Regions from separate parts of the Homo sapiens genome. Here region 1 is linked to region 2. A link is an interaction called in ENCODE POLR2A ChIA-PET data of the cell type or tissue named here. Cell type or tissue: MCF 10A. All regions are shown on one strand. Links, peaks and the distances in the headings refer to the core of each region. The heading gives the core; the rest is flanking DNA.

Region 1 (12,899 bases), core at 1,655-9,654, 51 kb before region 2:
AAGCAGAGTCTTGCAGGCAGTTGGTGGATTGTAACTTCTACCAGATTTATCTTCCAGAAATATAGTTTAAAAACAAATTAGCAACTTCCGTAAGTCCCAGACAGAGTAATCAGGCAAAAGAAAGAAATAAAGGGCATCCAAATTGGAAAAGAGAAAGTCAAACTATCTCTGTTTGCTGATGATATGATCTTATACCTAGAAAGCCCTAAAGACTCCTCCAAAAGGCGCCTAGCTTTGATAAATGAATTCAGTAAAGCCTCAGGTTACAAAATCAATGTACATAAATCAGTAGCACTGCTACACACGAACAATGACCAAGCTGAGAATCAAATTAAGAACTCAATCCCTTTTATAATAGCTACAAAATAAAATAAAATACTTAGGAATATATTTAACCAAGGAGGTGAAGAACTCTACAAGGAGAACTACAAAACACTGCTTAAAGAAATCATAGATGATACAAACAAATGGAAATACATCCCATGTTCACAGACTAGAAGAATCAACACCATGAAAATGACCATACTGTCCAAAGCAATCTACAGAGTCAATGCAATTCCTATCAAAATGCCATCACTCTTCACAGAATTATAAAAAAAAAATCCTAAAATGCATATGGAATTTTTTTAAAAAGGCCCAAATAGCCAATGTAATCCTAAGCAAAAAGAACAAATCTAGAGGCATGACATTACCTGACTTCAAATTATACTAATATAAGGGTATCATAACCAGAACAGTATGGCACTGGCATATAAGTAGATATGTAGACCAATGGAACAGAATAGAGAACCCAGAAATAAAGTAAATATTTACAAACAACTGATCTTCGACAAAGCATACAAAAACATAAACTGGGGAGAACAAAAGGCAGCAGACCGCTTCTGCAGACTTAAATGTCCCTGTTTGACATCTCTGAAGAGAGCAGTGGTTCTCTCAGCATGGCGTTTGAGCTCCGAGAAGGGACAAACTGCCTCCTCAAGTGGGTCCCTGACCTCTGTGTAGCCTGACTGGGAGACACCTCCCAGTAGGGGATGACAGACACCTCAAACAGGTGGGTGCCCCTCTGGGATGAAGCTTCCAGAGGGAGGATCAGGCAGCAATATCTGCTGTTCTGCAGCCTCTGCTGGTGATACCCAGGCAAACAGGGTCTGAAGTGGACCTCCAGCAAACTCCAACAGACCTGCAGCTGAGGGGCCTGTTGGAAGAAAAACTAACAAACAGAAAGGAATGGCATCAGCATCAACAAAAAGGACATCCACACCAAAACCCCATCTGCAGGTCCCCAACATCAAAGACAAAAGGTAGTTAAAACCACAAAGATGGGGAGAAACCAGAGCAGAAAAGGTGAAAATTCCAAAAACCAGAGCATCTCTTCTCCTTCAAAGGATCGCAGCTCCTCGGCAGCAAGGGAACAAAACTGGATGGAGAATGAGTTTGCCAAATTGACAGAAGTAGGCTTCAGAAGGCTGGTAATAACAAACTTCTCTGAGCTAAAGGAGCACGTTCTAACCCATCACAAGAAAGCTAAAAACCTTGAAAAAAGGTTAGACGAATGGCTAACTAGAATAAACAGTGTAGAGAAGACCTTAAATGACCTGATGGAGCTGAAAACCACAGCAAGAGAACTTTGTGACTCATGCACAAGCGTCAATAGCCGATTCGACCAAGTGGAAGAAAGGATATCACTGATTGAAGATCAAATTAATGAAATAAAGCAAGAAGACAAGATTAGAGAAAAAAGAGTGAAAAGAAATGAACAAAGCCTCCAAGAAATATGTGATTATGGATAAAGACCAAATATACGTTTGATTGGTGTACCGGAGAGTTATGGGGAGAATGGAACCAAGTTAGAAAACACTCTTCAGGATATTATCCAGGAGAACTTCCCTAACCTAGCAAGGCAGGCCAACATTCAAATTCAGGAAATATAGAGAACACCACAAAGACAAAGATAATCCTCAAGAAGAGCAACCCCAAGACACATAATTGTCAGATTCACCAAGGTTGAAATGAAGGAAAAAATGTTAAGGGCAGCCAGAGAGAAAGGTCGGGTTACCCACAAAGGGAAGCTCATCAGACTAACAGCAGATTTCTTGGCAGAAACCCTACAAGCCAGGAAAGAGTGGAGCCAATATTCGACATTCTTAAAGAAAAGGATTTTCAACCCAGAATTTCATATCCAGCCAAACTCAGCTTCATAAGTAAAGGAGAAATAAAATCCTTTACAGACAAGCAAATGCCGAGAGAATTTGTCACCACCAGGCCTGCCTTACAAGAGAGCTCCTGAAGGAAGCACTAAACATGGAAAGGAATAACCGGTACCAGCCACTGCAAAAACATGCCAAATTGTAAAGACCATGGATGCTATGAAGAAACTGCATCAATTAACAGGCAAAATAACCAGCTAACATCATAATGACAGGATCAAATTCAAACATAACAATATTAACCTTAAATGTAAATGGGCTAAATGCCCCAGTTAAAAGACACAGGCTGGTAAATTGGATAAAGAGTCAAGACCCATCAGTGTGCTGCATTCACGAGACCCATCTCACATGCAAAGACACACACAGGCTCAAAATAAAGGGATGGAGGAAGATCTACCAAGCAAATGGAAAACAAAAAAAAAGCAGGGGTTGCAATCTAGTCTCTGATAAAACAGACTTTAAACCAACAAAGATCAAAAGAGACAAAGAAGGCCATTACATAATGGTAAAGGGATCAATTCAACAAGAATAGCTAACATTCCTAATATGTACCCAATACAGAAGCACCCAGATTCATAAAGCAAGTCCTTAGAGACCTAAAAAGAGACTTAGACTCCCACACAATAATAATGGGAGACTTTAACACCCCACTGTCAATATTAGACAGATCAACGAGACAGAAGGTTAATAACAAGGATATCCAGGACTTGAACTCAGCTCTGGACCAAGCAGACCTAATAGACATCTACAGAACTCTCCACCCCAAATCAACAGAATATACATTCTTCTCAGCACCACATTGCACTTATTCTAAAATTGACCACATAATTGGAAGTAAAGCACTCCTCAGCAAATGTAGAAGAACAGAAATCACAACAAACTGTCTCTCAGACCACAGTGCAATCAAATTAGAACTCAGGATTAAGAAATTCACTCAAAACCACACAGCTACATGGAAACTGAACAACCTGCTCCTGAATGACTACTGGGTACACAACGAAATGAAGGCAGAAATAAAGATGTTCTTTGAAGTCACTGAAAACGAAGACAGAATGTACCAGAATCTCTGGGACACATTTAAAGCAGTGTGTAGCGGGAAATTTACAGTGCTAAATGCCCACAAGAGAAAGCAGAAAAGATCTAAAATCAACACCCTAACATCACAATTAAAAGAACTAGAGAAGCAAGAGCAAACACATTCAAAAGCTAGCAGAAGACAAGAAATAACTAAGATCAGAGCAGAACTGAAGGAGACAGAGACACAAAAAACCCTTCAAAAAATCAATGAATCCAGGAGGTGGTTTTTTAAAAAAATCCACAAAATTGATAGACTGCTAGCAAGACTAATAAAGAAGAAAAGAGAGAAGAATCAAATAGATGCAATAAAAAAATGATAACGGGGATATCACCACCAATCCCACAGCAATACAAACTACCATGAGAGAATACTATAAATTCCTCTATGCAAATAAACTAGAAAATCTAGAAGAAATGGATAAATTCCTGGACACATACACCCTCCCAAGACTAAACCAGGAAGAAGCTGAATCTCTGAATAGACCAGTAACAGGTTCTGAAATTGAGGCAATCATTAATAGCCTATTAACCAAAAAAAGTCCAGGACCAGATGGATTCACAGCCAAATTCTAACAGAGGTACAAAGAGGAGCTGATACCATTCCTTCTGAAACTATTCCAATCAATATAAAAAGAGGGAATCCTCCCTAACTCATTTATGAGGCCAGCATCATACTGATACCAAAGGCTGGCAGAGAAACAACAAAAAAAGAGAATTTTAGGCCAATATCCCTGATGAACATCGATGCAAAAATCCTCAATAAAATACTGACAAACCAAATCCAGCAGCACATCAAAAAGCTTATCCACCATGATCAAGTCAGCTTCATCCCTGGGATGCAAGGCTGGTTCAATGCACGCAAATATATAAACGTAATCCATCACATAAACAGAACCAATGACAAAAACCACATGATTATCCCAATAGATGCAGAAAAGGCCTTTGACAAAATTCAACAGCCCTTCATGCTAAAAACTCTCAATAAACTAGGTATTGATGGAACGTATCTCAAAATACTAAGAGCTATTTATGACAAACCCACAGCCAATATCATACTGAATGGGCAAAAACTGGAAGCGTTCCCTTTGAAAACCAGCACAGGACAAGGATGCCCTCTCTCACCACTCCTATTCCACATAGTGTTGGAAGTTCTGGCTAGGGCAATCAGGCAAGAGACAGAAATAAAGGGTATTCAGTTAGGAAGAGAGGAAGTCAAATTATCTCTGTTTGCAGATAACATGATTGTATATTTAGAAACCCCATTGTCTCAGCCCAAAATATCCTTAAGCTGATAAGCAACTTCAGCAAAGTCTCAGGATACAAAATCAATGTGCAAAAATCACAAGCATTCCTATACACCAATAATAGAGAGCCAAATCATGAGCAAACTCCCATTCACAATTGCTAAAAAGAGAATAAAATACCTAGGAATACAACTTACAAGGGATATGAAGGACCTCTTCAAGGAGAACTACAAACCACTGCTCAAAAAAATAAAAGAGGACACAAACAAATGGAAGAACATTCCATGCTCATGGATAGGAAGAATCAATATCTTGAAAATGGCCATACTGCCCAAGGTAATTTATAGATTCAATGCTATCCCCATCAGGCTACCACTGACTTTCTTCACAGAATTGGAAAAAACTACTTTAAATTTCATATGGAAACAAAAAAGAGCCCACATAGCCAAGACAATCTTAAGCAAAAAGAACAAAGCTGGAGGCATCACGCTACCTGACTTCAAAGTATACTACAAGGCTACAGTAACCAAAACAGCATGGTACTGGTACCAAAACAGAGATATAGACCAATGGAACAGAACAGAGGCCTCAGAAATAACACCACACCTCTAAAACCATCTGATCTTTGACAAACTTGACAAAAACCAGCAATGGGGAAAGGACTCCCTATTTAATAAATGGTGCTGGGAAAACAGGCTAGCCATATGCAGAAAGCTGAAACTGGATCCCTTCCTTACACCATATAAAAAATTAACTCAAGATGAGTTAAAGACTTAAATGTTAGACCTAAAACCATAAAAACCCCAGAAGAAAACCTAGGCAATACCATTCAGGACATAGGCATGGGCAAAGACATCATGACTAAAACACCAAAAGCAATGGCAACAAAAGCCAAAATTGACAAATGGGATCTAATTAAACTAAAGAGCTTCTGCACAGCAAAAGAAACTATCATCAGAGTGAAGAGGCAACTTACAGAATGGGAGAAAATATTTGCAAACTACCCATCTGACAAAGGGCTAATATCCAGACTCTACAAAGAACTTAAACAAATTTACAAGAAAAAAACAAACAACCCCATCAAAAAGTGGACAAAGGATATAAACAGACACTTCTCAAAAGAAGACATTTATGCAGCCAACAGACATATAAAAAATGCTCATGATCACTGGTCATCAGAGAAATGCAAATCAAAACCACAGTGAGATACCATCTCAGGCCAGTTAGAATGGCGATCATTAAAAAGTCAGAAAACAACAGGTGCTGGATAGGATGTGGAGAAATAGGAATGCTTTTACACTGTTGGTGGGAGTGTAAATTAGTTCAACCATCGTGGAAGACAGTGTGGCAATTCCTCAAGGATCTAAAACTACAAATACCATTTGACCCAGCAATCCCATTACTGGGTATATACCCAAAGCATTATATATCATACTACTATAAAGACACACGCACACATGTTTATTGCGACACTATTCACAATAGCAAAGACTTGGAACCTCCCAATGTCCATCAATGATAGACTGGATTAAGAAAATGTGGCACATATACACCATGGAATACTATGTAACCATTAAAAAAGGATGAGTTCGTGTCCTTTGCAGGGACATGGATGAAGCTGGAAACCATCACGTTGTGCTCGTGTACACGTTTTATATATGGTGAGAGATCCCTATCTCTCACCATATATAAAAATTAACCCAAGATGGATTAAAGACTTAAATCTAAGACCTGAAACCATCAAAATTCTAGAAGAAAACTTAGGAAAAACTTCTGGGCATTGGCCGAAACAAAAAATTTATGACAAAGACCCCAAATGCAAATGTGACAAACACAAAAATAAATAAATGGGACCTAATTAAACAAAAAAAACTTCCACAAGACCAAAGAAATAATCACCAGAGTAAACACACAACCTATAGAATGGGAGGAAATATTTGCAAAATATGCCTCTGACAAAGGACTAATATCCAGAATCTAAAAGGAACTCAAACAAGTCAGCAAGAAAAAATCAAATAATCCCATTAAACAGTGGGCAAATGACATGAACAGATATTTCTTAAAAAGAAGATATACAAATGGTCAACAAACATGAAAGAAATGCTGAACATCACTAATCATCAGGAAAATGCAAATTAAAACCTCAGCGAGATACCACCTTGCCCTAACCAGAATAGCTATTATTAAAAGTGAAAAAACAATAGATGTTGGTGTGGATGTGGTGAAACGGGAACGCTTATATGCTGCTGGTGGGAATGTAAATTCGTACAACCTCTATGGAAAACAGTCTGGAGATTCCTCAAAGAAATTAAAATCCAATCCAGCAATTTCACTACCGAGTATCTACCTAAAGGAAAAGAAATCATTAAATCAAAAAGACACCCAGATGTGTATGTTTATCACAGTACAATTCACAATTGCAAAGATATGGAATCAACCTAAGTGCCCATCAGCCAATGAGTGGATAATGTTTTATATATATATATATATATATATATACATATATATATATATATATGTATATATATATATATACACACACACACACACACACACATACATATACGTATGTAGACATATATGTATATACATGTGTGTACATATATACGTGTATATACGTACGTGTGTGTGTGTATATATATATATATATATATGATGGAATACTACTCTGCCATAAAAAAAGAAAGAAATAATGTCTTTTGCAGCAACTTGGATGAAACCGGAGGCCATTATTCTAAGTTAAGTAACTCAGGAATGGAAAACCAAATACTACATATTCACACTTATAAGTGGGAGCTAAGCTATCAGTATGCAAAGGCAGACAGAGTGGTATAATGGACATGGGAGACTCAGAAGTGGGGAGGTTGAGAGGATGGTGATGGATGAAAAACTACCGATTAGAGTACAATGTCTACTACTCAGGTGACGGGTACATTAAAATCCCAGACCTCGTGACTATACAAGTCATTCATGTAACCAAAAACCACTTGTACTCCTAAAGCTATTAGAATAAAAAAAAAAGGATGTAATCATTAAATGAAAGCATAAACTAAAAAAAGAAATTTCCTAATAATCACTTTTAATATATATTTTTGTTTATAAACTCAAATAAAATATAGATTACATTTGTGAACTATGTGTGTGCATTCAAAGCTATAACAATGTCTCCTCCCCAACTGCAGAGATGAGGGGTCTGAAGGGCCTGAAGAGCAGCTAAAGCAAGGGCTCCTTGAAAACAGCAACAGGCCCTCCCTCTGCCACAGGGAAATGCCAGCAGTAGCAGTAGGCCATGGAACCAGCATGCAAGGAGTGGGCTGCTTCTATTGGTCTACTTTTCTACTCCACCAAATGTATCTATATTTCACTGCTTTGAAGATTTTTTTAAGCCACAAAATTGTTTTCATGGATGCAAAAAAAAAAAAAAAAAAAAAAAACAATGTAAAAAATCAGAGCTAAAATAACTTCACATGCATATACTTTCTCATATGCCTATTCATTTAACAATTTGAAAGAAAAATACATACAGCTATTCTTCTTGAACCCTGGAGGCGGAGGTTGCAATGAGCCAAGATTGCACCACCACACCGCAGCCTGGGTGACAGGGCAAGACTCCGTCTCAAAAAAAAAAAAACAAAAAAACCTAGCTATTCCTAGCTATTCTATTATTCAGGCCCAATCCCAATGTATAGTTGCTTGCTTTTTAAGTTCAGAATTTTATGAGTATGCTTCAGTTATGCAGTGTGACCATTATAAGATTTTAAATGTATTTTTATAAAGCCCAGATCCAGAAATATGACATGACTTTCCAGAGACCACTGTGGAATCATATCAAAAACCAAGCAGTTTCCTCCCAAATTCAGCTGAGGTCTACTCCACTTGCCTGCATAGGTGTTGGCCTTGTTCAGAAGGTCGGTACATGCATGCATATCAGCAAAAGCCCGGATTCCTAAGCAGTTGACAGGGTGAAGCTGGGATTCCAAAAATTCACAACAAGTCTTCTTCACATCCTGTAACTGTAAGAGACCAGCTGCTGGGAGAAGTACCTGCAACACACACATCAATATTCTTAGGCACTTGGGTGGAAAAACACTGCCTCTTTGACCACTTCTACATAGGACACAAGATGTTCAGCCATAGTTTATTATCTGCGTCCATACCCCCATATTCCCTAGAAAACAAATATAAAAATTATTTTTAATAACAATGATGACTCTTCACATTCCCCATAATTTCCATGTAATCTTTCAAAGGCCTCTTCTCCTTGGTCAGAAGAATATGAGATATCAGATCTTATAAGATTAATGGTTTGTTTCATAAGCATAAACAAAATGTTATTTTGACTTCTAAAAACACAAATTCTTGGCAGGGCATGGTGACTCACACCTGTAATCCCGGCACTTTGGGAGGCCAAGACAGGAGGATCGCTTGAGTTCAGAAGTTTGAGACCAGGCTGGGCAACATAGCAAGACCTCATCTCTACAAAAAATATAAAAATTAGCCTGGTGTGGTGGCACGCAACTGTAGTGCCAGCTACTCAGGAGGCAGAGGTGGGAGGATCACTTGAGCCTGAGAGGTCGAGGCTGTAGTAATCTGTGATCACCCCACAGCACTCCATCCTGGGTGACAGAGTGAGACCCCATCTCAAAAACAAAACAAAACAACAACAACAAAAGCCCGTAAATTATTAGGATGCTAGGGGGTGCTATGATTCAATGAAAATGGTTTTGTTCTCTTAGTTCAAGCAGTCATGCACTTCAGTTATCTGTGGGGAAGGAGTGGCCCCAGAGTAATCCATATCACAACAAAGCCTCATTTTGCTGAAGGCCTGTTTTTCCACTGTATGAGTATCATAACAACTGCTTTCCTTACGGGGTAGAACAATTTAAAGTTCAACAACAGTCTCTACCTATAAGCAGACAGTTTCTCTAGAATGTAATATATGTGCTAACAAGGAAAATGTAATAGGTGATTATCTAATAACTTTTTAATTTGCATTTTTATTTGAGTAACTCCAAGCAATTTTATATTAATTATAGGTTATTCTGTGGGATTGAACCACTATCTTCACTATGAATACTATATCCAACACTACAAGTGCTTTTCAAATAAGTCAATAATAGAAAAACATTTTTCCTTGTAAGTGAATTATTACAGTGTTATATAAAGGACCATATTTGAAAGTCAAATTAAGGAGAAAAACTTCAAAAAAAGGTTATCGAATTCTGGTGATCCTTTATAAAAGCCAAAGAAACCCCACAAAAAAACCTTCAACTATTCGAACAATGGTAAATTTTAGAAAAGACTACATTAGCATTAAAAAAAGATCTAAGTTCCTTCAGAAATTGACTTTCATATATGCCACACTGCAGCCCAAAGACAGAAAAATAATAGTGGTTTATGACTATATGTTATGACTTTCCTAAATCTATGGAGTAAGTCCTAAACATAGAAAAGAAAGACATCATTCACATCTCTCTGTAACAAACTTCTTACCTTCTTAAAGGAAGCACAGAAGCTTTAACTCCTGAATCTAAAGGCTCAAGAAAAAATAGAAACAGTATCCAGACATAAGGCCTTTTCCTTCTGAGTTTAAGAAAAATAGGTCAGGCGTGGTGGCTCACGCCTGTAATCCCAGCACTTTAGGAGGCCGAGGCAGGTGGATCACTTGAGGTCAGGAGTTTGAGACCACCTGGCCAACATGGTGAAAGCCCAATCTACTCAAAATACAAAAATTAGCTGGGTGTAGTGGCACACACCTGTAGTCTCAGCTACTCAGGAGGCTGAGGAAGGAGCATCACTTGAACCCTGGAGGCAGAGGTTGCAATGAGCCGAGATCACACCACCGCACTCCAGCCTGGGTGACAGAGAGAGACTCCGTCTCAAAAAATAAAAATAAAAATAGAAAATAAAGTATAAATAACGTTACAGCCAAACTTTTTGCATGATATGTATAGTAGGTTTCATTATGTTATGAGAATGAATATCCACAGAAGGCTTTAATTTGTTGATAATTTTCAAATTGCAGGTTTTTCCATGCCAGTGTAATTGCGCTCTGAAGCAACATAAAGTGCGTTCCAAGATGCTTAATAGTACAGCCATTTAATTCAGCAAATTAAATTTCTACATATAGTTTAGAAAGTGGTCTTCAGTGTAAAATTCAATCTCTGTGAAATCTGCACAAATAGTATGATCACTCCTCTAATTAGCATTTTCCTAGAGAAAACAGTATAATACTTAAATTGTTTGGTCACACAGAACGATGAGGAAAAAGTGGTTGGGCAGGAAACAGGCTCACTTACACATTGTTGGTGGGAGCACATATTGGTCCAACCTCCATGAAGAACAATTTGTTTATTTCAAATTCAAAATTACAAATGCACATGTCCTCTGACCCAGCAATTTAACCTATAGATATGCTAACATATGCACAAAATCTCACATGCACAAGATATTCATTACAGCATTATTGTGGCTAATAGAAGTTAGAAAAAAGCCTTTAATGTCCATCATAAGGAGACTGATCAAATAATTGGAATCATCCATTCAATTGCAGTCATTCAAACGAAAGAGGAAACTAATAAATGAGATAATTTCTAAAATATATTCCTGAGTGAAAAAAAAATTAGTCGTTGGTATATTATGCTAACATATACACCCCCCCCACACACACACATATATGTGTGTGTAGCAGGCTTTTAAAATTTCATTTTGCTTTATTGATTTCAACTTAATCATTACCAAGTTCAGATCTACCGTATTAGGAGACCGAAATTCATAAAATTGTAGATTCTCCTATCTGGAAGGGGCATAACAAGTCATCTAGGTAGAAATATAAAGTTATTTCAACAGTGGTCCATGTGGCTAGATTATATTCACATATAATTTTTTTTGATGACAGTGAAACGTGGTTACATGCTTGACAAATATATGCTAAACATAAAATAAATGTAAGTCAAATGTACAAAAAGTTTGTTCATATTTTTCTTTTGTCAGTAAATCTTTTGAAATTGCCTTGGTTTTATGATGTAGTTTTACTAGGACTAAACTTCAATAGCTCATAATTATGTAATTAATTATATACAGCTTCAAAAGCAATTACTAATTGACCCAGCTTGCTAACATGACGCCTGGTGACCATCAGTCACTGATAATGAAAACAGGAAAACAGCTGGGGCCACATCAACTCCTAGCTTATTTTGGGTGCCAAACAGCCACTTAAAACAAAATTTAAAATGCTCTGACTTCAGATGAACCACATCCCATGATCAAAACCACTCAAACAGCTGTCACCCTGCAAGCTGAAAGTTTTGAGATCAAATCAAATCAAACCTTCTAATTTGTGTGATGAAGAAACCACACCCTCGAGGGGTTAAACGGCTTGACCAAGTCATACAGCGAGTCATGGAAAGCTAGGGATATAATCAAATTGGTCAGCTCTTTGGTCTACTGTTCTAATACCTTCAACCCCAAATTTAGGTGCAGAATGGAAGTATTTGTATAATTTCTAAATCTCCAACACTGTCCTTTTCATGAAGAATAATAAAGACAACAACCACTTCAACAATGCATTATTGCAGTTACTTCCATTTACTGAGTAATTACTACATCAGGCACTGTGCTAAGCACTTGCCAGACAATAATATCTCATTATCTCCATCATACACAAGCGAATACAGAGGGTAGGAGAAGTTGGGTAACTTGCTAAAGGTCACACACCTGGTATGGGACAGGCCAAGCCTGCTATGAGAGCGGTACTAACCAAAATGTGCATAATGATTTTAGATGACATACAGATAAACTTCTTGCATTAATAGTTAAGAATATAGGTTCAGGGCAGGCTTGGTGGCTCACACCTGTAATCCCAGCACTTTGGGAGGCTAAGGTGGGCAGAGCATTTGAGGTCAGGAGTAGGAGTTCAAGACCAGCCTGGCCAACATAGCAAAACCTCGTTTCTACTAAAAATACAAAAATTAGCTGGGCATGGTGGTGCACACCTGTAATCCCAGCTACTTGAGAGGCTGAGGAAGGAGAATTGCTTGAACCCAGGAGGCGGAGGTTGCAGTGAGCCAAGATCGGACCACTGTACTCCAGCCTGGGTGACACAGTGAGACTCCATCTCAAAGAAAAAAAAAAAAGAATATAGGTTCATAGTTAGAAATACATTTTTTTAAGTTATTTTCCATTTATTTCAATAATACAATAATATAAACATTCCTTCTCAAGTAAACTTATTTAAGCAAAAATTGACTCACTGTAGAGAAAAACATTAAAAATTTAATAGCATCAGCACTTGTAGAATATAGCAAAATCCTGAAGCTGGCCCACAAATGATTACAAGTGATCAGAATTTGGAAAACCCTGATTTAGGAGA
Region 2 (12,899 bases), core at 3,274-11,273:
TCTCAAAGAGAAAAAAGAGCCATTAAAGATCCCAGTCTTAAAACAACCAGACTATTTTTCTTACTTTTCTTGCAGTTCCACTTAGTAACCAATGCATTTTACATTCTAATAACTACTGTCAAAACAGGATTAAAATCCTGAAACAGCACCCTCAGACTTGCTGGATTATCCCAGTTATATATTCTCCCAAAGAATAAGTGAAAACCCACATTCTGAAAATGTTGTCAAAGCGGTACTAGAAAGCAAATTAAATGATCCAATATTCAGTTTAACTTTCTCTTATCTCTCTCCAATCCATTCTCCACCCAGCAGCCAGTGTGTTCAAAATATAAATCTGATCAGGTCACATTCCCGCTTAACACTCTCCACTGGCTTTCTCTCAAGGCAACTCTTGATTAAGACCAAAATTTCAGGACCTCAGTCCAATGGCCCCTCCTACCTACTCAGCTGCCTCTCCTGTGTGATTCCACCGCCACGTGCACTGCAGCAACACTGTCAGTTCCTCCGATGAGGCCAGCTCCTTCCTACCCTAAGATGTGGCACAGCATTCCCAATGCCTGGAACACTGTTCTCCCTCTCCTCACTCCCATCCTGACTTTATCCCCTTATCTTCTTTTCCTTCTAGATATCAGCATAATTATTCCTGTCTTCTCAAGAAAGCCTTTCCTGACCACTGTTATCCACCTTTCTAGCACCAGCAGCCCTCCTCTGCAACACTTACTATCATTACAGTAAATTATTTTTGTGATTCTTTGATGAATGCCTGCTTCCTGCAGTCAGCTATGGGCCCACAAGGGTGGCAACCATATTTGTTCTTGCTCACCATTGTACCTACAGTACCTAGCAGATAAATATTTATTGAATCCCTAATTTAATTAAAGAAGAAACAAACAAATGATGGGCCTAAAAGGGAGAGCTTTTAGGCAGCACAGAAAGATTAAGGGAAGGTTTAATCCCTTCTTAGCCAGGCTTTCAGCATTTCAGATAGATATACGTAGAGTACTTTCACAAACGGAATGCTGGGAAAAAGCAGATCTTTCATAAAGTGCTAAGAAAATAAAACCAAGACTCTTAATACATATATTACCCTTTTAATTAAAAAAAAAGCTACTCATTTTTCAATCAACTTTTAATACTACTTAAAAGTTGCAGTGATCCTTAGTACACTTGAGAATTACCTCAGCAACAGGCAGGTCACTGCCCCCCAAAACTACCACCACTCCCACAAAACAATGGTTACATTTTTCTCTAAAAGTTTCTTTCCATACTCTTTGCCACAGTAAGTTAGAAGCCCTAGACCAGCACTGTCCAATATAAACATAATGCAAGTCACAATTTTATAGTAATCACATTAAAAAGGTAAAAAGAAACAAGAGAAATTAATTTCAATAATATATTCTCTTATTTTTAACTTTAACAGAAAGAAAATAGGGACAGAGTCTCACTGTGTTGACCAGGCTGGTCTCAAACTCCTGGCTTCAAGTGATCCTCCTGCCCTGGCCTCTCAAAGTGCTGGGATTATAGGCATGAGTCACCGCACCTGGCCTACTGTATTCTTTTTAACTCAAAATATCTAGTATATTATCATTTCTACATGGAATCAATATATTTAAAAGTATTAATAAAATATTTACATTTCTTTTTTTTGCATTTAGAAATCCCCTGTGTATTTTTCACCTCCAAACTATCTCATCAGACTAGCTGTATGTGGCTAAGCGGCTACCACACTAATAGAGGAGCCCCACACCATCCACACTTCTGATAAATTATTTGCTCTTTTCCTTTAAAAAACTTGCAGAAAAAGCTTTTAATGTTCTGTGTACCAGACAAAGCAACAATGGAAGGTTGATTATATATTCACTACAAACAACTGAAAAATAAAGGGACGAAACCAATGGTTGCATGTACATTAGTATAATGATACCTTCTTAATTCGTTCATGACTTTGAAAGCTTTCTTCATATGCCAAGGATTCACTGTCACTGGGCAGTGTTTTTCGGTATTATCATCTTTTGAATCGAGAGGCTTCTGATGACCCTGCTTTGTGCATCTGTACATAAAAGAAAAGAACAAAAACAGAAAAAGATCTTATTAAAGATCATTTAGTTCAGCTTATCAAGCTACAAGAGAGACAATGAATGTCTCCTTCCCCTACTTATTTAGAGGAAGTCTCATGGACAGAATATCCCAATGTAAGGTTAAGACAATTAAGAACAGTTTCTGATGGACACTATGGTTTCAATTAAAAAGTGGGTAATTACCTCCCTGGTGTCCAAGTTCCGTCAAAGATCAACACAGAATATTCAGCAGAAGTGGCTTAGCAGATATCTCCAAATAAAACTGTTGAGAAATGATCTTCTCCATTGGAAATTAACTTGCTTTTACAAACTTCTATAGTCATACGTTATTAACAAACCAAGACAGAGCAGGATCATATTTTACACAAACTTCAGAAACTTAGAATCTGATTTAAATTTTGCTCTCTACCTGCCAGGATATATTAACCCCATATATTTTGACCTATACTAACAAGAGATTAATCGAGATTAATCATGTTAGTTAATAGTTATTGAGTATTTACCATATGGCAGCCCTGTGCTGAGTAGTTTACTTTCATTATTTGGTTAATCCTCACAACAACTCTCTGAGCAAATTACTATTATTATCCCCATTTAACAGATGAAGAGAATAGTTTGAGTAACGGGGTAAATGGTAGGGCTGGGTAAGAGTATGGCCAGTCTGATTCTCCATCTTGTTCTTTTCACTAATATTTCAATACCATTTCCTACACTGAACAGTGAATATTTAAATTTACATTTTTTAAGCACACAAGGCTATACTAGCATTGCTACATGAATTATTCTTTCAAGACTTAGGACATAAAATTAACCAAAAAAATCAGGGTCCCATGAGGAGGGGGGCAAGAATTAACTGCAAATTAATGAACACAAGACAACTTTTTGAAGCAATGGTTATAAAACTTTATAAATTTAATAAAAATCATTAGATTGCACAATTATAATGGGTGGATTTATGGTATGTAAATTATACCTCAATAAAGCTATTACATAAAAAATCAGGGCACCAATTTTTTAACTAGGCTTAAAAAATGAAGTCTAAAAATATCATACTTGTATATATATCAAAGAACAAGCAAACATCATTATTAATTGCTGCACTTCTCTTCCTTTCCTGACCCATTTCTAAAAGGATGATTCATTTTTAAACATTATCGTTCATTAATTCATTCAGCAATTGTTTTTAGTACCAACCATGTACCAATCACTACTCTTAAGGCACTTGGAATATATCAGTGAATAAAACAAAGATCCCTGTCCTCATAGAGCTTGGAGTCTGGTGGGGGGAAAGGGAAAGACAGCACAAGTCAGGGAAGCAACTGGCATGTTGGGAAATGGTGTTATGGAAGTAGAAAAAGCAGGGCAGCGTGAAGAGAGAGAGAAATGTGGGGACGGTGGAGGGGTGTAATCTGCAGTAAATAGGGTGCTCAGGGAAGGCCTAGTTGAGAACTGAGATTTGAACAAAAGACTAGGGGGTGTGGGAACATCCGGATGGAAGTAGTAACTACAGCAAAGGCCAATATGTACCTGGTATGTTCCAGGAACTGTGACCCATGCAGCTTTGGCAAAAGGCTGGGGCTGAGCAGGAGAGGGGAGTGCAGATCACAAAGGGCCTTTTAGGATATCCTAAGGCCTTTCACTTTGAGTGAAATGAGGAGACACTGCAAAAGAGTGATACAATCCGACTTACGTTTTCCAAAGACCACTTTGGCTGCTGGTTGAGAACACTCTACACGGGTCAAAGATGAAAAGGGGGCAACTATTTAGCAGGATATTACAATAATTCACTAAAAAATGACAGTGGCTTAGGGAGGACAGTCGCAGTGGAGGTGATGAAAACTGGCTGGGTTCTGGACATTTTGAAGATACAGCCAACGAGATCTGTTGAAACAACCATATGACATGTCAAAGAAAGTCAGAATGACTCCAAGTCTTTTGGCCTGAACAAGAGAAAGGACTGAGTTTCTGTTCATTGAGATGAAGAAGGCTGCAGGTGGAAACTGTTTGAGATAGGCAGAGATCAAGAGCTGTTTTTATACCTAATGGTTTTAAAACATCAGACATCCAAGTGAAGGCATCAAATCACCAGATAAATATTGGAGTCTAGAGCTGGAGAGAAAAGTTTAGCTGGAGTCAGAAATGTGGGAATCACTGGTTACATGGATGGTACACGAAGCCATGAAACAGGTACTCAACATGAATATAACCTCTAAAATTAAGCAAACCCCAAACCCCAGAATCAGCACTAGTTGAAGCACCTGACTCTCTGAGGGCTTGCCTACTACAAGTGCACATCAGTTCTACTTCCTCACCGCTTGAGAGTTTTTAAGGGGCCTAACAAATGAATTAGCGCAAGGCTTTACCTCCACAGGGAAAGCCTACAGCTGAAGTGGGAGAATAAGGAGGTGCCACTCTACTCCCTATGCCCTCTTGAAGGTGTGTGTGTAGGGAATTAGTTACACCCAGTCTAAGAAAGGAAAAGCACTGATAAGTCTAGAAGCCAAAAAGATGGCAGAACATTCACGTCTGGAGGGAGAGAACTGGAGAAACACTTTATAGTATAAGACAGATATTCTCATTCTACCTGTAAAGGAAACAGTAAGAAACCAGGGAAAGGGGAAAATGCGTAGATATATGCAACCCATGCAAACTTTCTAACCATGTAACACTGCATGTCTATATACGATAGCAAGGTAATACTTATTCTATATTTGCTTCTAGTTTAATAATTTAGAAGGTGCAACAAAGGAAGAATGTTATACTGAGGATTAGCAAAACTATCATAAAAGAATTTTCAATGCTTGAAAGTGGAAGCAAAAGCAACTCTGCCCCAGAAAGAATGTCATGATTTAAGAGTCAGGAGTGTTTATATTTGCTTAAGAACTTAGGAATTAAAATTCCCTGCATTGGAGAATTCACTTTAAGACAGTTGCCATACAACAATCAATGCCCACATTGGTGCTCTCTTAAACCTATTTTCAGCTCCTCCTTTTTCTGATGTACTACAGAAACCCTGCAAAGAAGACTTTATTCAAAGGCTTAAAGGAATAAGTAAGAAAAAACACTGAATTTTGTTAAGTGTTCTCTGTACCGAGAGTCACTTACAAATACATCACCCCTTCTGCAAACGTCCATTTTCAAAACGAATGCCCTTTCCATAAATTTCCATTCCCTGTGTGGCTTTGTGTTAGATGGCTTCTCATTCAGAAGCAGAACAGAAAATGATGCATAATGTCTAAAACTATAGATGTGAGACATATATACATATACATACTAGGAATAACTAGTTAAGTGAGAGGTAAAGGTTTACCCTTTAGGTTGTACCACATTAAATGAAGAATTACACCTTTGCCCTGCTTCTCTTCTGAAGCAAAGTGCTAGCCTTTTCCAGAAAAGCTTCTCATTCTGAGAACTGTCTCCCTTAAAATACCTGAAGAAGATATTTTTCCAAGTTCCTTTCACCTTTAAGTCTTTATGCAACTCTTAGACTCCTCAAGTAGTCTGGCAATTATCCAATAGCCTATTGTTATCAACACATACTCTAAAATAGTTGAGGTTTCCCAGGGTTTGGATCCCAGTGTACTGCTATGTTTTATCATAGATATCCTAAAGCCTTCCTTCAGTGACTGACTTCTGCAAATTCCCAGCTGTGGACACAGGTGGCTTCTCAGATGAGGTGACTTTCTGACTCTGCCTAAGAATACACTATTGATGATAACTGAATTCTCAGACAGGAAGAAAACAAAGACTCTAACAGGGCTGTCTCTCTCAAATAGTCAAGATTTCCAAACCAGGCAAAGGTTTAAACCTGCTGTAACAATTCTGAGAACACCACAGAAATGAAGTAAAACTTCTTTAGATATTTATTATTGGCTTTGAAACAATGGTTTTCAGCAGCGTGAAAGAGAAAGATCAGAATCACCCAAGCAATTTTTTCAAGCCACAAATAACCACCCCTTCTCACATGAAGAGTCACACAAGCCCTTTTTAGAATTAGCTATACATACATGATGGCATCTCCAGGAGTATAGGAGAAAGCCAGCAATGCGTGATTTTTAAAAATAATAATAATAACAAAAGTCATGTAATATGTCCTGCCACCAACTTACCTCCCACCTCAGAATCATCCCAGATTAAAAACAAATGCTTTAGAAAATATGTTGTATTTTTAGAAAAAAAAAATGCAACCATTCATGTGAATGATGCAGCTGCAAAGTTTAACAGGAGATCAAAGACATTTTGACATTTAGGACATAAATACTTGGCCCTTGGGTGGCCACCATCACTGTTCTCCCCTTTGCCTGTTCACCTCAAAAGCTGCAAGACTCCCCTGCTTGCAATGAGTCACCCACCATTACTCACAAATTTCTGCCAAGTTCACGTCAGCAGCTGTTGTTTTCAAAGTCAACATCCATGCTGTAATGTTTTGAGGTTTCTCCATTACTTTATAATATTTCTTCTATTTCTCTGCTGTCTTCCCAGCCAAACTTGCATTCAGAAGCAGGCATCTTACTAGCATTGCTCTCATAAACAAATCCAGGATATCAGAAGTACAGAGTCAACCATAACTAACATTTTAACTAAAATTTGTTATGTCATTCTACAGTTTCTCAACAAAATACTCTCACATCCTTCAAACAAATAACCACTATATTACTTAGAGGCTGTGAAGGTAGAAGACTTTCTCAGTTGGAAACACGTTTGGGTCTATGGTAGGGTTGTGATTTCAATTTTTGCAGTTAGCTAAGGCAAAGAGACACACTGCAAATTTTCTTCACATGTCTGGAATTTAAACTTTTATTAGGTATGGAAACAGTAGACTAATCTACAAACATATGTTCATATTACCAAATAAATAGAGCTTTTTAAAAATGTTAACATTTGCCCTATAGACATGTAAGAACTTGGATTAGGTCTTCAGTATGTAGAACTGAATATGAGGTATCTTGTGAGATAAAAACTTCTATCTCTTTTTTCTTTGTATTACTTACTTCTCCAAGAAAAAAAAAAAACTTCTGATCTTGCATCAAGTCACAGAATGCCTTTCAGACAATATCATAATGCCATTGAATATTTTAAACATATATAGTTAAAAATTATTTTTCCAATTTTCCAGAGCTGAAAAGGAAACATCTAGAAAAGCTTGAATTGCCAAACTTTACTAAAATATATTAGCAGTTAAAAAGCAGAGCCCTGAACTCACTGAAGGGCAGAGGGAGGTATTAAAGAGCACCCTATTCTCTCTGGAGAACTCAGTTGTGCGGCTGTATGTTAAGTGTGTGGGGAAGCATTGGCAGGAGGAGGAGGTTGGGATGTCTGAGGTGGATGGAAGTTGGAGTATAATTGCTCTCTGATAGTAGAACAATGGAGCTGTAAAAAGCTCTGCTTCAGTTCAACTCAGCTTTCTCTCCCTCTTTCCCTCCCACCTACATGACAAACAGAACACAATCAGGCACTTTTTGTCCCTGACAGTGACTATTACCAGGAAAAGGACCACGGTAAAAGCATGTCTTATGCAAGATCAATCTCCTAAGGAATATTTTATAAATAACTAACAAAGCATTGTCAGAGTGGGATATTTGTGAGGTGCTAAAATAGGGAAAAGGAGGTTGATGATCCATTTCAAACATTTCCATTTATTTTATCACTTATATTTCTGACTTTTCCTTTGCCCCTCTTCCTACTATTGCCATCACTTCGTTGGTAAGGGGGCGGCAATACGACTCCGCAATTCAGTTGACTGGGATACATTTTCCAGCACTGAAATGAAAAGGTACTAGATGAGAACCAGAATCAGAAAGAAGCCCAAAATTGTAGTTCTGTCTATGCCAAATACTAACCAAGAGACCCTGGATTAGTCACTTAGCCTCTCTGGGCTTCAGACTACTTATAAAATTTATTTCACAAATATGTCTGATGTGAAATGTAATATGAAAGTCAAAGATAGTAATATCTCACCTACCTATCTCAGGGAGCTGTATAGGCACTAGGCACTATATGAATGTAAACAAAGTTTAGAAGAAAATTGTTGAATTCAGGATCTAAACTGAATATGCAGATATATTTTTATGGATCTTATTGGCCTTCATTTTTAATTGCAACATTCAATTCAAAGTTAATAGCAATATTCAAAATGACCAAAGCCAATAAATTAAGTATTTAAGTGCTGCCTAGATGCCCACTGCATGCCATGTACTAAGAAGGGTAAGAAACATTAGGAAGGCTGAATTGAGATCTTCCTCCATTTACCATCTAAACAGGAAGGTACATGGGAAACCACTAAGGAATGGCACAAGTCAGTACATAGGTGCAGTGACAAACACCATAGGAATGCAACGATGAGCTGGAATGAGTTGGAGTAAAGAGGAAAGACTTGGTGAAGGAGATGGGGCTCCAATGGGGCCTTGGAGGAACTTCAAGTTGTTGTAACAGGGGAGAGAAGAAGAGAAGCATAGGAAAAGGCTGGAGAATCCTGGCTTGTGGACAAGGGAGAGTTTTAAAAGCACATGATGATCTTGGATATATAGGATAAGATAAAATGATGAAAGGCTGTGACTGCCTGAGTCTCTGGTTTTGATAAGTCACTTCACATGACTCTAAGATGTTGGAGGGTTAAAACAGTGTGGGGACTGAAGGATGAGGAGAGAATACACAGAGCTCAATAGAAGACCAGTGAAAAAGTTCAGGTATCAAGTGATGAAATCCATTCATCAGAATAGTAGCAACCAGAATGGACACTTGAAACCAAGACCACAGTTCCTGGGGACTGATAAGATGTGGAGGATGAAGAAAGAGAGAGAAATCAAAGACTATTCCAATGCTTTGGTTATCAGGGACCAGAAGAATGGTTATCCCATTGAATAAGTGGAAATGTTATAAAATGAAGTCAGTTTGTGAACAAACATCAGTTTTGGATATATTGGGTTTAGAGGCATGAGCTAAGAGTAGAGATGTGAGAAGTTCAAAATTCCACACCAAAGCACAGACCTAGAGCCCCGACTTAAGATATAGATGGAGCTAGAGCTCAATGATTAACAGGTGATTGAAAAGAACTGGCCAAGGCCTACTTCCGTGAGGAAATACTGCCCACAAGCAGTGATAGAAGAGAAGTCATGCAAGACAGAAAAAAGTGATACAACAGAGAGATTAGAATCCCACTTTTTCTAATACTTGATAAGCTTGAGAGAGTAACTTAAACTCTACTTCTTCATCTGATAAATAAGACACCTACCACTATAAGGTTGTTGACAAGACTAAGTGAGATTAAGTGATAAAGTATGCAAATCACATTTAGCAACCTAAAAACCAGAGTAGGAAAACAAGAAAAAGAGCTATCATAAAAAGCAGGGGCTTGTTTTTCAAGGTAAAATCAGAGAATGGAACTGGTCAAAGGAATATTTTAGCAAATGCCAATAGTCTGAAATGTAAGAAAGTACAGTGCGTAACACACAAAAAGTTACGGACCCACTCACTGCAGCAATTATCTCATCAGGGGAAGAATTCAAGAATGCCTTTGTGCTTGCTATTCTCTCTCCCTGGAATGCTATTCCCCCTCTGGATTGTGCTAAAATATCACCTCGTCAAAGACACCCTGACCCTATCTGAACTATTATTCTTATTATTCTCTACCCTTTTATCCTGCTTCATTTTTGTTTACTGTAATACTACTAACAATATTACATATTTGTTTGCTATTAGTTTCAATCATAGGAAAAGGAACTTTGTTTTCTGAGATATCCCCAAAATCTGGCCATAGTAGGCACTCAATAAATATAAATTAAAAACTCAAACTACCTCATCATAAAGAGTAAATGCATTTGGATTTGGTAGAACACTACAGAAATGCAACATAAAGTGAATTTCCTTCTCTGGATCACCTTGAAAAAACCTGCCTGATCTTAAGAAAGAAGTTCAGTGGTCTTCATAAGCACTACTAGTGTAAATCCGTAACAGCCATAGATGAGTAAACTTACAGTCACCTTCAGAAAAGCACATTTACTAATAGTTACTGCATGCCTACCATGTACATCAGAAACAAAAGGTTTGGGGCATTTTGCAGGGAGTAGGTGGAGTGATTTCCCAGCATCAGAAATTTTTTAAACTACTACATAAATGCTACCTATTTCCAGAATTCACTTCTCAAGTTCCCAAATGCACCTCAAAGTTGTCTCTATATGTAACACTTCCTTCAACACACATTGATCCACATGTCTTCTTTCACCATTACCTTGTTTGTGGGCCATTATTACTCCTAAATATTTTAAATGTCTTTGTCTATCACTGGGGAGATTCACCTGTGATATGAGAGATGCCCAATGTACATTTAGTTAAACAAAAATAAGAATACACTCCAATGCACTATAACAGACAAACAAATGAATACTGGGTATCCTGTAGCAAGGTTCCAAATTCACAGCAATTGAATCTTAGAAAGAACATTAAAGGTCATCCGGTCCAGCGGACTGCAAATGTCAGGCTTCAGTGAACTTTTTACTGATCTATGTCAAAATGAGGACAATGTAATAAGTTTTCATAAGGCTAAGTTTTTTAAATTTAAAGACAATCCTTTAGTCAGATTATATTCTTCCTTATATTTGAGGAAGGATACTAAAATGTTTTTTTCTTTCATAAAAAGATGGTGATAGTTGATCATTGTTGTTTCATAAATAATTCTTTTACTTAGCAAAACAAAAAACTTAGCAATTGTTAGACTTCAATTGTTTTTTTCTTTTTTTAATTTTACAGGTCAGTTAAATTCAAAAATGTGAGAACCTCTGCTCTAATCCAACCAATTTTCTGCTGCCTAAATGCCTTAGAACATGGTCAACAAGTTGTTTTTCTGCCTATGCATGACCACCTCTGACGACAAGTCTCTAGTAATGTGGAACCATCAACTGAAAAAAGATATGGTTCTATCTGAGGGATGTTTGCTTAGTTTTGTGAAGGAAAAGCAAAAAAATCAAGGCTTACAGAGAGTAAGCCGACTTGTGAAAATGGAGCCAGTAAAAAAACAAGTGCCAAGAAGACTGATCAGTAAGAGAAGATCAGAGGGATGCACTCAGGCCTATACCTCACAGTCTTCCTTCAACTTATTATGAAAATCCTTTATACAAATAACTATAAAAGCCAGACTGTAAAATACATTCCTGAGGTCAGGGCTGGTCAATTTACATTTCCTTTTGCACATCTCAGTTTACCATCTGAAATTCCTTTACTAATCTACATCTAAACTACATCTCTCAATTTACTACCTGAAATTCCTTTACTAAGCTACATCTTTTAGTTACACATCTTTCAGGTTTGATCAGAAGCAAATGTAACACAGTCTCAATATCACCCAGACCCAGAATGCAACAGAATCTAAATGCCACATATACTCAAGTATGCAAAAAACAATAAGCACAAATATATAGTCCAACGACAATTTTTAATTATATGAGAATTAAAAAGGATGAAAGTTGGAGGCAAGGAATAGAAAAAGCACAAAAGATCAAAAGCTAATTTCAAGGAGTCCATCCTGAAGGAACCAGGAATGGTGGGTACAGATGCCTGACCTCCCTCCAAGACAATGTGCCAACAGGCCAGTGGAGAACAAGGTGGGATCTGAGAACAATGTAAATTTGGATGTTAAAAGAGAACACAAGCAAAAGCACCACGCACAGTGCCAGGCAGAGACAGGCATTCAAATATTTGCACATTGAATGAATTAATAAACAGACACTTACACAAAGAGAATCTGGGGCCGTGCTTCCAACCATACCATAAGGCACTTTAAGTCCAGGTCATCTTTCTTTGACTTAAAGCTCAGGCTAAAAATCTAACTTCATGAAAAGCTGAGTCTTCCTAATAGTTTCCACTGGCCTCTGTTCTAGCCCAGCTCTGGCAGTGAGGCCCGGTAAAGTTCCTTCCTAAAGACACTGCCTGCAAGTCTCAAATCCGGCACACGGGATCCATGGTGGAGGGATGTTAATGGGAGTGGAGGCAAACAGGCCAAGGGGTGGCAAGGAAAAAAACTATTTCTGATCCACAGAATGGCAAATAACACCATAACGAGTTCTTGAATTAGGTTTAATCCTGGACAGAACCAAATGAAAATAAAAACCTACTTGTATTTATAATTAAATAGACAGAAACAATGAAAAAGTCTCACCAACTTTAGCCACCCCTGATTGAAAGGAGTTTTAACAATTCTTTCATCCATGCTGGCATTCCAAGTTTTCCATTATATCTCAGCCTCTCATTGTTCCAGCACTATTGATGGAATCTCAATGCCAAAAATGGCGCTGGTCATCAAAATTATGATTAGCTGATCTACCCTAGAGTCAGTTTATCAATGTTTCAATGCATACATCAATTCTATTTTTTATTATTTCAATTTAAATCATCTGTGTCTCTATTCCCTCCCTCCCTCCAGAGGCTGCTTTCCCACACCCTTCTTTTCACCTGCATTCTAAGTATTCCCTTGTTCTTTCCTTTAGCTCCCTCTGTTCCAAAAGTAAAAACGAACTGCAGGAACTTATGTAGAAGGCAGGTTTACTACAGATAGCATACCTACATGTTACATATTATATACCATATGTTGGCTAAATACAGCTAGCATATCCTGCTTTAAGTGCTTCTGAGCCTGGGCAGACCCCCGTGTGCTCATGCTGCTGATGTGAACCATCCACCATCATATTTCCTAGGGGTTCAGGTGCCTTCCTCCAGCCTGCTGAAGAACATGACCAAATCTCAGAGCCCTCAAAGCCACAGCTATCGAGAGGTGACTAAGCCCCTGCTTCTGTCAGCCCAGGAAGGCCAATTCAAGAGTCTTATCTACCC

Evidence for each region. Peaks named below come from ENCODE experiments on the same cell type or tissue, not always from the same donor. Only the 100,000 strongest peaks of a DNase experiment are listed, where the experiment ranks them.
Region 1: POLR2A ChIA-PET joins it to region 2 with 5 read pairs; 6 of 35 experiments call an interaction of 5 or more read pairs at or near these places.

Annotation. Positions count from the first base shown.
Region 1 is chr4:165,258,869-165,271,767 of GRCh38, reverse strand. It overlaps KLHL2 (kelch like family member 2), which reads right to left. Exons shown (of 15, transcript NM_007246.4): 5 at 8,409-8,571. Among named protein-coding and RNA genes, the nearest start is that of GK3, 14 kb to the left of the region's middle. In MCF 10A, for the core only: a CTCF peak has its summit at 9,248; no DNase peak of the experiment used is centred there.
Region 2 is chr4:165,209,085-165,221,983 of GRCh38, reverse strand. KLHL2 (kelch like family member 2) reads right to left here. Exons shown (of 15, transcript NM_007246.4): 2 at 1,925-2,050. Among named protein-coding and RNA genes, the nearest start is that of KLHL2, 8.0 kb to the right of the region's middle. RefSeq lists an enhancer at 7,177-7,721. In MCF 10A, for the core only: no CTCF peak of the experiment used is centred there; a DNase peak (open chromatin) is centred at 6,443.